Linked DNA regions of Homo sapiens: region 1 is linked to region 2. A link is a loop called in an ENCODE intact Hi-C map of the cell type or tissue named here. Cell type or tissue: OCI-LY7. All regions are shown on one strand.

What was found. Peaks named below come from ENCODE experiments on the same cell type or tissue, not always from the same donor. Only the 100,000 strongest peaks of a DNase experiment are listed, where the experiment ranks them.
Region 1: it touches region 2 in a loop (2.5-fold over the local background); 2 of 110 quality-filtered maps call a loop at or near these places.

The regions. Positions count from the first base shown.
Region 1 is chr1:182,443,186-182,451,185 of GRCh38, reverse strand. It overlaps RGSL1 (regulator of G protein signaling like 1), which reads right to left and starts at 1,040. Exons shown (of 22, transcript NM_001137669.2): 1 at 1,008-1,040. The coding sequence starts at 1,020. RefSeq lists an enhancer at 595-1,202. In OCI-LY7, CTCF peaks have their summits at 4,737, 4,937 (motif pointing left) and 6,575; a DNase peak (open chromatin) is centred at 4,955.
Region 2 is chr1:182,564,911-182,572,910 of GRCh38, reverse strand. No RefSeq gene overlaps it. Among named protein-coding and RNA genes, the nearest start is that of RNASEL, 20 kb to the left of the region's middle. In OCI-LY7, no CTCF peak of the experiment used is centred here; DNase peaks (open chromatin) are centred at 2,140 and 4,060; H3K4me3 peaks cover 1,196 bases; H3K27ac peaks cover 2,524 bases.

The DNA of each region.
Region 1 (8,000 bases), 120 kb after region 2:
CTTTCAAAAGATAATCTTCAATCTTTTTTTTTTTTTTTTTTTGCCAAAGTCTCACTCCGTCACCCAGGCTGGAATGCAGTGGCAAGATCTCAACTCACTGCAGACTCTGCCTCCCAGATTCAAGTGATTCTTGTGTCTCAACCTCTCCAGTAGCTGGGATTACAGTGCATGCCACCACACCTGGCTAATTTCTGTATTTTCAGTAGAGATGGGGTTTTACCATGTTGGCCAGGCTGGTCTTGAACTCCTGACCTCAGGTAATCCACCTGCCTCAGCCTCCCAAAGTACTAGGATTACAAGGGTGAGCCAACGCTCCCAGCCAATGATTTTCAATCTTTTGGACTTTTGTTTGTTTATCATTCATAGAGTCTAACATGGATTTGTTGAATGAGTATATTACTGAGCCCATCTGAATACAGAAAAGTGGGGTTTGGCAGAAATTCCCTAGTGATTGTTGTTCACAGCTACACACACCGCTGGTGGCAAGGGGCCTGACTATGCTAGGGCTTGCCATTGCCAAAACAGTCTTAAGGAGATATAGAGACAAGGCTCTGTACATCCTTCCCTTCCTCATCCTCTCATTTCTCCATTCTTGTTTTTCCTTCTTACCTGTTCTGCCTTCAAACTTCCTAATAATTTGAGAAGGCTTTTAGCACCCATTCCACGCCATAATAATATTGACTTGGCAACAAATGAAATCACTGCATAATCTCAAACCCCATACCAGTCTTCTCTCTGGAGGAGAGGTGGCCCAATCCACATTTTACTTCCTCCCTCTTGCCTTAGTTGTCTTATGAATAAGGCCCTGTACTATCCTCAAAGATCTGGTGGCAGAAGGTAGGAGGAAGGGGAAGAAGGAGAAAGAGAAGGAAAACAAAGGCATGAATAACACAAAAGTCACCCATGGTGCCCCTGAATGGCTCAGATCTATTAACAATTGGGAAGATGAATGGTTTGCCTTATTTGAGAGACTCAAGGCCTTGGAGACATCCCTGGCAGAGACTCACCAGCACTGCTCATGTTGCCATGCTCTTCCTGACACAGTAATTTGTTAGGGGCAGAATTACCCCCCAGTCAATAGAACTATATCCATTGTGAACACGTAATGACACCTTCTCTAAGGGGTTCCAGATTCTATCTGGCAGTGATCTACTTACCTCTGGTGTAGGCCTTAATCTGAAGATAAGTCTTTATCTTACCTAATCTGCTGAATCCCCTTGGACATACAAGACTCCTCCTATACTTAAGCCTTTAGTTCATACTATTTTATTTGACAAGTTCTTTATAATTGTGCCCAAGATCTCTTGTCTGCTCCAACCTCTCCCATGCTAGGGTGACTTTTGCATTGCTAAACTCAGCTCCTAAGGGTCTTGTAAACGGTTACATTTGATGTAATTTTAATAAGCAGTAACTCCTGGATATTCTGCCCATTTAAAACATCAACCTCCATTGCTTCAGCCCAGGAATTCAAGGCTGCTGTGAGCTGTGATCACACCACTGAACTTCAGCTTGGGCAACAGAGTGAAACCTCATCTTTAAAAAATTAAAATTAAAACATCAGCTTCCAAGAGGTTTGAACTCCCTTCCTCTGAAGACTCTTCAGGCTCTTGGTTTTCTCATTAAACAACTCTTCATTTCTCCTGTTCTTCCCTAATAGGAAGTAAATATTAAGATGAGAGACCAAAAGCCCTATAATCCTTCAAACTTTAGCCAAGAATTACTGAGAATAGAATTCTTCAGTGTCACACCCAGAGAGGGCTTTTAAGTCTTGGGATTGTAGGGAAGCTTATATAATGTCCAAAAGGCTTTCCTATGGGGGGTGGAGGGAAAACTGAAAACTGGAAGGATTATTGTTAATAATGAATCGTCAATACAATATCACTTACATTTGAAAAAGTGCTGTACTTTCTTTAGAATATATAAAGACCAAATACTGCATTTTAAAGTGATTTTAGTGAGAAGAGATTCTTGCTTTACATCTTGATGTTCTATGTATTGCAAGATGAGATTGTAGCTTACCATACTTCTTCAATCTGTTATCAATTACCTTATTCACCTTATTAATTAGTCAGTTTAACATGCACACATCTTAAGAGAGTTCAGTGTGAAGCACTGCATGATTCTACAATATCATATTATTCCTTGAATTATCACCTCTTTTGCAAAATAAATAGAGTCAAGGTCTCCTCCTAAAATAATGGCATATACAGTAGTAATATATGCTCACATTCCTTAAGATGGAATGCTTTCAGACTGTTTTCAATCAAGCTGTGTGCACCTACCCTTGAGTCCTAATTGCTGCCCCACCGTCTTTCCCACAGTTCAAAAAGGCTGACTGTTGGAGCCATTAACAACCAAATAGGGTCACTCTAAAAACAGTAAAGATGAAAAGCCAGTATCACTGGCTAAATCTTGAAATGCATAATGGTTAGATCCCTGACCCTTTCATGACCTTCTAGTTCCCAAAAGAAAAGGGCACCAGATGTCTCCCAAATGTGTGGTAATAAGAATTACCTTATTGACAGGGTTGTTGTTAAAAACCTAAATTGCCGGGACCGTCCCCTGGCAATTCTGATTTAGAAGGGGTGGGGCTCAGGAGTCTGTATATTTTCCAAGTGCCCCCAGATAATTATTATCATCAGGTAAATATAGAAAATATTGGGGCCAGATGCAGTGGCTCACGTCTGTAATCCCAGCACTTTGGGAGGCCAAGGTGGGTGGATCACTTGAGGACAGGAGTTAGAGACCAGACTGGCCAACATGGGGAAACCCCTTCTCTACTAAAAATACAAAAAAATTATCCAGATGTGGTGTTGCGCACCTGTAATCCCAGCTACTCAGAAGTCTGAGGCACAAGAATTGCTTGAATCTGGGAGGCAGATTTTGCAGTGAGCTGAGATCGTGCCATTCCACCCCAGCCCGGGCAACAGAATGAGACTCTGTCTCAAAAACAAACAAACAAACAAACAAACAAACAAACAAACAAATAAATTGGTTTCTAAATGAAATAGAGCTGCATTCACATCTCAGATCTGACATTTACTAGATCTGATCTGGTTTGCAAAACTCTGGGCATCTCCTTTTCCCAAGTGCACAGTTACCCTGGAAATGACAGCAGGTCTCTTTGGCAAAGATTAAGAAGAATATTCACCGTAAATACTTGCAAAATATTACAAGATTCTTCCTAACTGGTAAAATGCTTTTTTTTTTTTTTTTAAATTTCAGAGCTTCTAGGTCTGACTCAGGGCTGAAAATTGGATGAGGGACCTGATTTTCTACCATGATGGCTCATTTTAGGCTCCTGTTCATTCACTCAACAAATATTTATTGGGCAGGTCTATGTGACACAAACTGTTCTAGGTGTTTGTGATGCAACACTGAATAAACAGTCTAAAATCCTTGCCATCACAGAGCTTATACTTTCCAGTAGAATCTTATTGAATGAACACACATTTTTTAAGGACCCCATGATCAATAACCACTATAAAGAATCTGTGGGTTAGATCATTCAGATATCCACACAGGCTCAACTGCCTATTATGATAACTACGCTTATTTTGTTTTTGATGGTTAACACGACCTCCAGTAGAAATAAGAACCAATTTCAACTACAACACATCTTTTTCAGCATTTGTGGTTGTCCCCATTGTGCCACTACTGCTAGCACCACCGCTATTGAGTGTTTGTTGTCATAGGCACTGCCATGCATAACCTCTCATTGCTCCTGAGCTTCTGAGTCTTCCTTCAAGATGAAAAGTTTTGGGCTGGTCATGGTAACTCATGCCTGTAATCCCAGCATTTTGGGAGGCTGTGGCAGGTGGATCGCTTGAGTCCAGGAGTTTGAGACCAGCCTGGGCAACATAGTAAGACCCTACCTCTATTAAAAAATGATTTTTAAAATTAAATGTGTATATATTCTATATTTAATTATATATCATATATTTAATTTTAAAGATTAAATGTATATATCATATATTTAATTTTAAAGATTAAATGTATATATCATATATTTAATTTTAAAGATTAAATGTATATATCATATATTTAATTTTAAAGATTAAATGTATATATCATATATTTAATTTTAAAGATTAAATGTATATATCATATATTTAATTTTAAAGATTAAATGTATATATCATATATTTAATTTTAAAGATTAAATGTATATATCACATATTTAATTTAAAAAATAAATGTATATATCATATATTTAATTTTAAAAATTAAATGTATATATCATATATTTAATTTTAAAAATTAAATGTATATGTCATATATATCATATATTTAATTTTAAAAATTAAATGTATATGTCATATATATCATATATTTAATTTTAAAAATTAAATGTATATGTCATATATATATTTAATTTTAAAAATTAAATGTATATGACATATATATCATATATTTAATTTTAAAAATTAAATGTACATATCATATTTAAATTTTAAAAGTGAATGTATATATCTATATTTAATTTTAAAATTGAATATGCATTATATATAATTAAATATAAATTTATAAATATAAATATATATACATAAAAGTTCTGGGTGGAGGATCTGATTGCTGAGTCCAGGACAGGATATCCATGTCCTTACTGCCAGGGCCAGGAGAGAGACTGTCTGGTCCCCTCTGGCATCCATAGTGGGAGACAGTCCCTCCAAGACTCACACAATAAATTTTCACTCTAAATAAAAAAGAAGGTCAGAGAGTGAGTGACCAAAAGGTTTTTGAGATACACACACATATCTCTATGTTAACTGGATTCTGTGCTTAGTCATATGCATCTAACTTTAACAGGAAGAAGAACTACATCATGTTTACTGGGTGCTTGGACAATACTTGCTTATATACTTTTCCTGCTCTTCTCTCTATCCCTCTGTCACTTCGTTTAAATGGGTCATTCAATACCAAATGGAGAGTAAGTGCCCTTTCCAGGCTCATGTAAATATGGTGCCCTCTGGTGCACGGTGTTGAACATTACACTTTTCTTTTCAAAACTCCACTCTGTAATTTGAAGGTTTTGTTTCTGTTTTTCCCCAAACATAATCTTCAGTTCGTTTTACTTTCCAAAGTAATTAGGATCACTGTCAGAGTGCTCACACCTGCTGTGACATGAGAAGTACAGAAAGGCCCTTGTCATCCGAATAGTAGGTCTGCCTATTCCACCATCGTATCTGGCCTTAACTATAATCCTCTGTGGCTTTGTAGGCGCCTGTTAATATTATTTTACCTGGAAGATACAGTTGTGAGATATAATATTTGGAGGCAATCATTTACTACAAGAGATGAATTTATTAGTGTCAGGCTTCTGAGCCCAAGCTAAGCCATCATATCCCCTGTGACCTGCACGTACACATCCAGATGGCCGGTTCCTGCCTTAACTGATGACTTTCCACCACAAAAGAAGTGAAAATGGCCTGTTCCTGCCTTAACTGATGACATTACCTTGTGAAATTCCCTTTTCTGGCTCATCCTGGCTCAAAACTCCCCCACTGAGCACCTTGTGACCCCCACCCCTGCCCGCCAGAGAACACCCCCCTTTGACTGTAATTTTCCTTTACCTACCCAAATCTTATAAAACGGCCCCACCCCTATCTCCCTTCACTGACTCTCTTTTCAGACTCAGCCCGCCTGCACCCAGGTGAAATAAACAGCCTTGTTTCTCACACAAAGCCTGTTTAGTGGTCTCTTCACACGGACGCGAGTGAAAATTACTATTTAACAAGACTTCAAAAGTACTCAAAATGGAATGGTTCTAAGGGTTAACACATGGTTTTGGTATTTCTTTAACTTTCATCTTTGTGGAGAAATAATATCTTGAAATACTAATACTTGGGTTTTGGTTCCCAACCCTTGCAGATGACTTTTCCTCTATTAGTCAAAGATCTTGCATCAAGATGAGGTCAGATTATAATAGCAAAAAACAAAAAGTCAATTTTAGGTTAAAAAAATCTAAAATATGCTCTTAATATCAAAAAGGGGAGGTGTCACCAGGGGTGGTGGCTCACAGCACTTTGGGAGGCCAAGGCTGGAAGATCACTTGAGCCCAGGAGTTTGAGACCAGCTTGGGCAACATGACAAGACCCAGTCTTTACAAAAATCAAACAGAAAAAAAATTAGCTGGGTGTGGTGGTGCCACCTGTAATCCCAGCTCTGGAGGGTGGGTTGTGGGGGAGCTGAGGCGGGAGAACTGCTTGAGCCAGGGAGTTCGAGGCTACAGTGAGCTGAGATGGTGCCACTGCATTGCAGCCTGGGTAATAGAGCAAAACCCTGTCTCAAAAAAAGAAAAAAAAAAAAATCAGGAGGAGGCCTGAGTGAAGTAGAAAACAACTTTACCATATCAATGGGAAAGCATGTACAGGGGAGCAGATTCCCTGCCCCCTCAACTTCAAGGGTACGAGAGGAGGTTCAACAAAGCTAGAGGAAGGAGGAGCTGCAAGGCTTGGCCAAGGCAAATATATCCAAGGTTGTTGGGGAGAAACAAGGGGCTGGAAGCCAGAGGTGACAACCAGGAAAAGGGCAGAACCTACAGGGGGTGCTGCAGAGCCCCACTGGTCCCCAGGACCAGAGAGAAGCACAGAATCTGAAATGCACCTGAGGCATATTTTACTTCCATGCGAGGGACCCCTGTTCATCTCTAGTGGGGAGCAGCGTTGTTGCCTGATCGTTCCAACAATGCAGGTGTCAGCTTTCTGTGGAAGCTGCCTGCTGGTCACATGCCAAACATCCAACACATGCATGCCATCCCACATTCTGAGACGTGGCTGAGCCCCCACCTCTCAATGACATTGGGAAGCACCCTCCACCCCCACAATAACTCAGAATGCCCACCAACCCCCAAAACTAGGGGGTGAAGGTCCCTGACAACCAAACAACTCATTCCTGCTGTACCTTCACTTTTGACTGAGAAAATTAAAAAGGAAGAGTAGGGCCAGAACCAAAGGATGCATTTGCTTTAGGAACTAGAAAAAAAAAGGAAACAAGACAGTTGATAACCCTCTAGAGTCCCTGATCCCGCCCTCTATCCTAACTGGATGCTTTAGTCTTGTCAGGAGTGAGGAAAGCTTGACAGATTCTTCATGTCCTGGAGAAAGCAGGGGAATGGCCAGGCGCGGTGGCTCACGCCTGTAATCCCAGCACTTTGGGAGGCCGAGGCGGGCGGATGATGAGGTCAGGAGTTCAAGACCAGCCTGGCCAACATTGTGAAACCCCATCTCTACTAAAAATACAAAAATTAGCCGGGCGTGGTGGCATGTACCTGTAATCCCAGCTACTTGGGAGACTGAGGCAGGAGAATCGCTTGAACCCAGGAGGCAGAGGTTGCAGTGAGCCGAGACCACGCCAGTGCACTCCAGCCTGGCGACAGAGCGAGACTCTGTCTTGAAAAAAAAAAAAGCAGGGGAGCAGCAGAATGGGAGGCATGAAGGCACTCTTTGCCAGAGTCCCCAGTAATTTGACTCTACTTGGCGTTCTACCCTCCTTGACACCCAGCTATAGCATTATGTGACATAGCTAAATATCTAGCTACCTTAAGCCACTTTCTTAACCCTTTTGAGTTTTAGATTACTTACCTCTAAACCTCCCTGATAAGACATTTGTGAGGATTAAAAAGAAAAATATGGAGCATAAACAAGCCATTGAACTTTATTATACATGAGAACCACAAAGGAGTAGTTCCGGATGAGTTTATTGCTTGGAAATCAATCAGATATGTACAGAGCAATGGGCTGAAAGGCCTGGAAGAAGAATTTTCTAGACTCTACACTTGGGGAGACGGGGCTGAAGAAAGTCTGGAAGCAGACAAGCCTCTGAGCTCTCACTACATGCAGGGTGTTGCTTTGTTCTATTAAACCCTGCAGAGGGCTGGACATGGTGGCTCACATCTGTAATCCCAGCATTTTGGGAGGCAGAGGCAGGCAGATCACTTGAGCCCAGGAGTTCGAGACCAGCCAGGGCAACATAGGGAAAACTCATCTCTACAAAAATAA
Region 2 (8,000 bases):
TTTCCTTTTTCCTTTCTGTGGAGATTTTCTCTTAGGCTTGCCTAAGTGCCTAGTACAGTGCCTGGCATGTACTATGCACCCAGTTTTACTTGTTGCTGTTCTTAATTACTGCTATATAGTGAATTGTGTCCCTCCCAAGTTCATACATTGAAGCCCTAACCCCCCAATGTGTTAGTATTTGAAGATGGGGGTCTTTGAGAGGTAATTAGTGTTGGATGAGGTCATGAGGATAGGGCCCTCATGTTGGGATTAATGACCTCATAAGAAGACAGAAAGAGCTCTCCTTTCTCACTGCCTTATGAGCACACAGAAAGAAAGTGTCCATCTGCAAGCCACAATGAGAGTCTTCACCAGGACCCCAAGAGACAAAAGTGACTAAGACAATCACCATAGGCTTGCAGCAAATGTTTATGCTCCTCTGGTCTTCTCCTATCACATGAACAGATTTTTTTTTTTTTTTTTTTTGAGATGGAGTCTCGCTCTGTCGCCCAGGCTGGAGTGCAGTGGTGCAATCTCAGCTTACTGCAAGCTCCACCTCCCAGGTTCACACCATTCTCCTGCCTCAGCCTCCCCAGCAGCTGGGACTACAGGCACCTGCCACCAAGCCTGGCTAATTTTTTTGTATTTTTAGTAGAGACAGGGTTTTACCATGTTAGCCAGGATGGTCTCGATCTCCTGACCTCGTGATCCACCTGCCTCGGCCTCCCAAAGTGCTGGGATTACAGGCATGAGCCTCAGCACCCGGCCATATTTTTTTTTTTAAAAGGAATGTTTTTTCATCACTTCCACAGTGTTTTTCATTTGTGTAAACTTTTCATTGCTTTATGGCCTATTTGCTTAGACTAAGACCAAAAGATGGGCCAGGCATGGTGGCTTACATCTGTAGTCCCTGCATTTTGGGAGGCTGAGGTAGGCAGACCACTTGAGATCAGGAGTTCAAGAAAAGCCTGGGCAACAAGGTGAAACCCTGTCTCTACTAAAAATGAAAAAAAAAAAAAAATTAGCCAGATCTGGCGGCATGTGCCTGTGGTCCCAGCTACTTGGGAGGCTGAGATGAGAGGATAGCTTGAGCCTGGGAGGCAGAGGTTGCAGTGCGCAGAGATCAGGCCACTGCACTCCAGCCGGGGCAACAGAGCCAGACTCTGTCTCAAAAACAAACAAACAAAAGAGCCTGCCAAGACCAGCTCGGTCGGGGAGACCCTAACCCCATGGCGCTAGAGGAATTAAAGACACACACACAGAAATATAGAGGTGTGGAGTGGGAAATCAGGGGTCTCACAGCCTGCAGAGCTGAGAGCCCTGAACAGAGATTTACCCATGTATTTATGAACACAAGCCAGTGATAAGCATTGTTTCTATAGATTATGGATTAACTAAAAGTATTCCTTATGGGAAATAAAGGGATGGGCTGAAATAAAGGAATGGGCTCTGGCTAGTTATCTGCAGCAGGAGCATGTCCTTAAGGCACAGATCGCTCATGATATTGTTTGTGATTTAAGAACGCCTTTAAGCAGTTTTCCACCCTGGGTGGGCCAGGTATTCCTTGCCCTCATTCCAGTAAACCCAAAACCTTCCAGTGCGGGCATCATGGCCACCATGAACATGTCACAGTGCTGCAGAGATTTTGTTTATGGCCAATTTGGGGGCCAGTTTATGGCCAGATTTTGGGGGGCCTGTTCCCAACAAGACCCAAAGATGGTACTAACAAGAGGAGAGAAGTGGGTGGGGAAAAAGCAAAGTAATTGGATTTTTTGAGGCTGTAGAACACCATCAACAGGAGTCTATGTTGATAATATTTATATTTAATATTATTTATTAATAATATTTATTCAAAAATAATAACATAACATTACTATGTTAGCCACTAATATTGGCCTATAAAAATTTAACCCACGAATCTTGAAGTGATTTGATGTCCACAGCAGGAGTGAACCCAAAGCAATGAGAGACATAAACACAGAGAATTTCACTTTCTGCTCACTGAACATTCTTCTTGAGAATCAAGTCTTTTAAAAAATACATTTTGTGAAACTGAATAATTAGCGAAGACTTTGTTTAGCTCTTTTAACAGGGACCAAATGACTGTGACTCAGACAAGGTAGAAGATTATGTGTCTTTCATGTTAATGCCTCAGCTGTTCAGCAGACCAGGAAGTAGGAAGTTACGCTCCATAAGTCAGTGAACAAATAAGACCAAAATCCCTGTCCTCATGAGGTGGGAGCAGGGTGGGGAAGAAAACCAACATCCATAAGGACAGAGTATACTAGAGGGTAATAGTAAGCAGGAAGAAAGTTAAGCAAGGTAAGAGTTGGTAGTTAGGGAAAGTAGATTAAATTTAAAGACGGGGGTCAGGTGGACCGCATCAAGAGGGAGCCTACCAAGTGAAACTGCAAGGAAGCAAAAGAGCAAGCTGTGGAGGTATCTGAGGGAAAGCAAACAGAGGGGACGGATAGTCAGTTCAGAGGCCCTGGGGCCTGTTCATACCTGAGCTGTTTGAGGAGCACAAAAGCATGGTTGCCATACAGAGTGAGCAAAGACCAGCAAGAAGAAGGGAAGACAGAGGGGTCAGGGAACCAGGGAGGGAGGGCCCCAAAGCACATGGAAGGGTTTGGGTTTTTACTGAGATGGGAAGCCCTCAGTGGACTGTGGGCAGAGGAGTGGCATGATGTAGCTTAACACTTAAAAGAATCACTCTGGGTCCTCTGTGAACAGAAAGCAGAGGGCAAGAGTAAAAACAGGAAGATCAGTTAGGAGACTATTAAATAGTTTGTGCAAAGACTTTAGTAGCCGATGCTGGGTGACGGCAGTGAGGTTGACTTCAAGTGGGCAGGCAGACTGGGGATGTATTTTGAAGGTAGAGCCAACAGGATTTACTGACAGAGTGAGATATGGTGTGAGAGAGACGAGTCCAGGACAATTGTCAGCATTTTGGCCTTGAGTGACTGGAGGAGTAGGGCTGCTATTAAATGGAGGTGGAAAGGCTTCCAGAGGAGCAGGTTTAGAGGGAAGACCAAGAGTTTCATTTGGGACATGACAAAAGTGATATTTCTAATAGACGTTTAAGTGGAGATGTCATATAGGGTTAGATGTGTGGATCAGGAGTTCAGGGAGATTGGCTGGGGAGAAATTCGTGAGTCATCTAATGATAGTATTAAAGGCCTTGCAATGAGAAATGATTATTGAATGAGTGTAGGAAGAAAATAACAGGGAGAAAGAGGAAGAGAGGTCAAATAGTTACTTCCATCACTTCTGCCTACATTCCTTTGGGCGGAATTCAGCTACATGTCTTTACCCAGCTGCAAGGGAGGTTGGGGAATGAAGTTTCTGCTTGGGTAACCAGGGGCGCAGCTAAAATGTAGGGGGTTCTATTACTAAAAATATGAAGAGGAGAAGGGAAATAAGAAGAGGAACAGTTAGCAGTGGCTTCCAATTTGGTGTTTTTATGATGCATCTAATGAAAAAAGGGAACAGAAGACAGAGAAAAAAGTGACAACAATAGGAAGAACAAGAAGATGGGACTGGGGAGAGAAAGTTGAGGGAAAGGAGGGAGGGGGGAAATATGAAGGCGGGAATGCAGAGGAGTATGAGTATATGAGGAAAAGAGAAGAGGTGAAGTAGGATAGAAAGAGGAGAAAAAAGTTTAGGGAGGCGTAGAGGAGGGAGGAAAAAGGGGATGGAGAAGTGTGACAAAAAATAAAAAGACAAGAGATTAAAGTGGAAGCAAAGAGAAGGGGTAGCAAATACATTCTAGAAAGGGGGCAACATAGTGAAACCCCACCTAAAAAAAATAGCTGTGGTGGTGTGAGCCTGAGACTACAGTGAGCCATGATCATGTCATTGAGCTCTGGCCTGGGCAACAGAGTGGGACCCTGTCTCAACAAACAAACAAACAAGCAAACAAATAAAAATCGAAAGGAGAAATTTGCCTTACAGGCATCTGCCAGTTACCCACATCTGAGTGGAAATTGAGGCTTATGTTTTACCAGTTTTTATACTTGAATTAATCTCACTGATATGCAGTAAGTACTGGCTGTGTGCTGGGCCCTGAACACATAGAGCTGAGGGAGCTTTTTTTCACTTCCCGTAAAGAACAGAACAGCAAAATAGCACCTGTAGGGTGTTACTTTTTAAAAAATCTTGGGTAAATGATGTGGGTTGAAAAAGACCAGAAGCAAAAAAAGTTGAACTTTAAGACATAAGGCAATTTAAAAATGAGTAATCAAATGTATTATAAGTTTAATAGTTGTGTCCTGTGAGAAACCCAATTATGTTATAATTCATATTATTTGATAAATAATACAATGAAAGTATCATAAATACTCACACTCTTTTTACTGTAACAAGCTATTTTAATTTTTTGTATTTTATCTTGAACTCATTTACATGCATATGAGAGTTTCACATAATTGACACCCTAGTGTATTAGTTCATTCTGATGCTGCATTTTTACTTAGATAAAATTACTTATATTACAAATATAGCATCATATTGATTTATAGTAATTATTTAAATGAATATCTAATACTCTATCAGGTTAAAGTATCCAAGATTGTTTACACATTTTCCTTTGGCTGATTTATAGTTTGCTTCCATTTTTAATATGACTAATACTCCAAAGATCTATGTCACACATATAATTTATTCCTTAAAAAATATATATAGTTATTTTCTTCCTTCTAAATATTACTGTAAAAATGTATACATAATTATTACTTGAAATATGTGAAATACCTGGGTGGGTATGTTTAATTTTAGTTCATTGTGGGAAAGTTAATTTTAGAAAAGAAGAAAGAATAAAATAAATAGCACTTTGTAATCTTGACACAGAGTAATCAGTGTTAAACTTCTGATATAGATACATATTTTTTTGAGACGGAGTTTCACTCTGTCGCCCAGGCTGGAGTGCAGTGGCGCAAACTCGGCTCACTGCAACTTCCGCCTCCCGGGTTCAAGCAATTCTCCTGCCTCAGTCTCCCAACTTCTGGTATTTTTAATATGCATATACATTATATTATTATGTTCATAACAATATGGATTCACATATCTGCATACTATTAGTCATAACTTGAGTCATAGCATAATGCAGCTTTTGTATCTGCATTGACTTCCATTCTGGATATTTTCTCACATTATTAAATACTTGTCTGCAACATGCACCATGATTTATCTAACTGCATCCCTCTTACTGGACAGTTAGCATTTTTATTTACTGCAATTAACAACAGTAAAATTAATTTGAGATCAGCCTTTGCACACATCTCTGATTAATTCCTTAGAGTTAAATATTTAGAACTTGAATAACTGGTTTAAAAGTTTTCATATTTTTATGAGTTTGAAATATATTAGCATATTGTATTCTAGAAGGGCTGCATCAACTTACAATTTTCTTTTGTCTATATGAGAATGTCTGTTTTCCCTCACACTTAACAAGAGGCAGTCTCTTTATTTAAAAAACAAACGAACAAAAAATAGCTCTATCAGTTTCATAGGTAAGAAATTAACTCTCCTGCTTTATTTTGGATTTTTTTGACTACTTCTGAAGCCAAACATTTACACCCTCTATTGGTAGATAATGATTTGTGTGACTGCCCGTGTTCTTTCTCCATTACAAAAAATTTGAAGTGTTCATTTTTTGTCATTTTTAAAGAGCTCTTTATATATCGAAATTATTCACTTTGTCAAGTATCTTCTATGTAGTCCTCTTTTTAAATTGTACTTTTAATTTTGTTTATGAGAAACTTTGAAGAATAGAAACTTTAGATCATTAAGTAGTACAATACATTAGTATTTTTCTTTCAGCTTTTTGCCTTTGTGTTATGCTTAGAAAGTCATTCCCTTTCCAAGATTATTTGCCTTCACTTTGAATTTTTTAAATTTGTTCTACCTTTTCAATTTAACTGAAATGCTTTTGGCATGTGGCCTTGCATCATTTTAAATTGTATGTATGGGTGGAGGGTGGCCAAGAATTTCTATGAACATTTATTAATATTAGCTATGAAAAAGTGATTTGATATTAAAAAATGGGTTTTTATTCAACTGTTAGCAAATTAAGCTGTTATCCAAAGGAAGACTTACCTGTAATGCTAATTTTAGTCTTAAGAATCTATAAGTCTCAATTTTACTATGTTAAATGGGAAGACATCCTATGTTCATGGATTGAAAGACTTAGTACTGTTAAGATGACAATACACTCTAAGTTGAACTCCAGAGTCAATGCAATCTTGATCAAATCCAGCTGACATTTGTTTATTTACCTATTTACTTATTTAGCAGAAATTAAGCTGATCCTAAAATATGGAAATACAACAGCCCCAACTTAGCCAAAACAATCTGGAAAAAGAAAAAAACAGAACAAATTGGAGGACTCTCACTTCCTGATGTCAAAACCTATTACAAAGCCACAATAATTAAATAGTGTGGTACTGGCATAGGAACAGACATGTAGATTAATGAAATAAAACTGAGAGTTCAGATATAAACCTTTACGTTGGTCATAAGCTGATTCTTTGCCAGGAGTATGGAAGACAATTCTATGGGGGAAAGAATAGTCTTTTCCACAAATGGAGGTGGGATAACTGGATATACACATGCAAAAGAATGAAATCGATACCCCTCCTCACACCATACACAAAAATTAACTCAAAATGAATAATACACTTAAATATAGGAGCTAAAACTATAAAACCTTCAGAAGAAAACATAGGAGTAAATTTTTGTGGTTTTTGGTTAAGCAATGGTTTTTTAGATATAAGACCAAATGTACAACTTACAAAAGAAAAAATAAGAAAATTGACTATATCAAGGCTTGAAAGTTTATGCTGCAAATAACGCTAAGAAAGTGTAAAAACAACCTACAGAATGGGAGAAAATATTTGCAAATCACATATCTGATAAGAAACTTGTATCTAGAATATATAAAAAGCATTTACAACTTAAAAATGAAAAACTAAAAATAATCCAACTTAGAAATGGGCAAGGGATTTGAACAGACATTTGTCTAAAGAAGATGCACAAACAACCAGTATGCATACATAAAGACGTTCAACATCATTAGCCGTTAAGGAAATGCAAATGAAAACTACAATGAGGTTTCACATCGCACTCACTAGGATGGTTAAAATAAAAAAGACAGACAATGACAAGTTTTGGTAAGGTTGTGGAGAAATTGAAACACATACATTCCTGGTGGAAATGTGAAACTGTGCTTTGGAAATCATTCTGATAGTTTCTCAAAGTGTTAAACAGACTTACCATATGACTCATCAGTTCTACCCCTAGATAGACACACAAAGAAAATAAAAACATAAATCCTCACAAAAACTTATTCATGAATGTTTACAGCAGCACTATTCATAGTAGGCAGAAAGTGAAAAACAACTCAAATGTTCATAAACTGATAAATGGATGAATAAAGTGGTATATCCATATAATGGAGTATTATTCAGTGATAAGAAGGAATGAGTATTTGTTATGACTTGGATGAATCTTGAAAACATTGTGTTAAGTGAAAGAAGCCAGTTAACAAAAGACTAAATGTTGTGTGACTCCATTTATGTGAAATGTCTAGAAAAGGCAAACCTATAGAGACAGAAAGTAGTTTGGTGGTAGCACAGAGCTGGGGAGCATAGTGAGGAGAAATGGGGAGTGATGGCCAGTGGGTATGGGGTTTCATTTGGGGGCAACAAAAATGTTTTAGGATTAGATTGTATTGACTGTAAAAACCTGTGAATTCAGTTAAAAACTATAGCGTATACAACCTAAAGGAGTGAATTGTATGGTGAATTGTATCGTACTTCAAAAAAGTTGTTAAATTTTTTAAAAATATATTTTTTAATTTTAGAGACAAGATCTCCCTCTGTTGCCCAGGCTGGAGTGCAGTGGTGGGATCAAAGCTCATTGGAGCCTCAAAGTCCTGGGCTGAAGTGATCCTCCCACCTCAGCCTCTTGAGTAGCTATGACTACAGGTGAGTGCCCCGACACCCAGCTAAAAAATCTTTTAA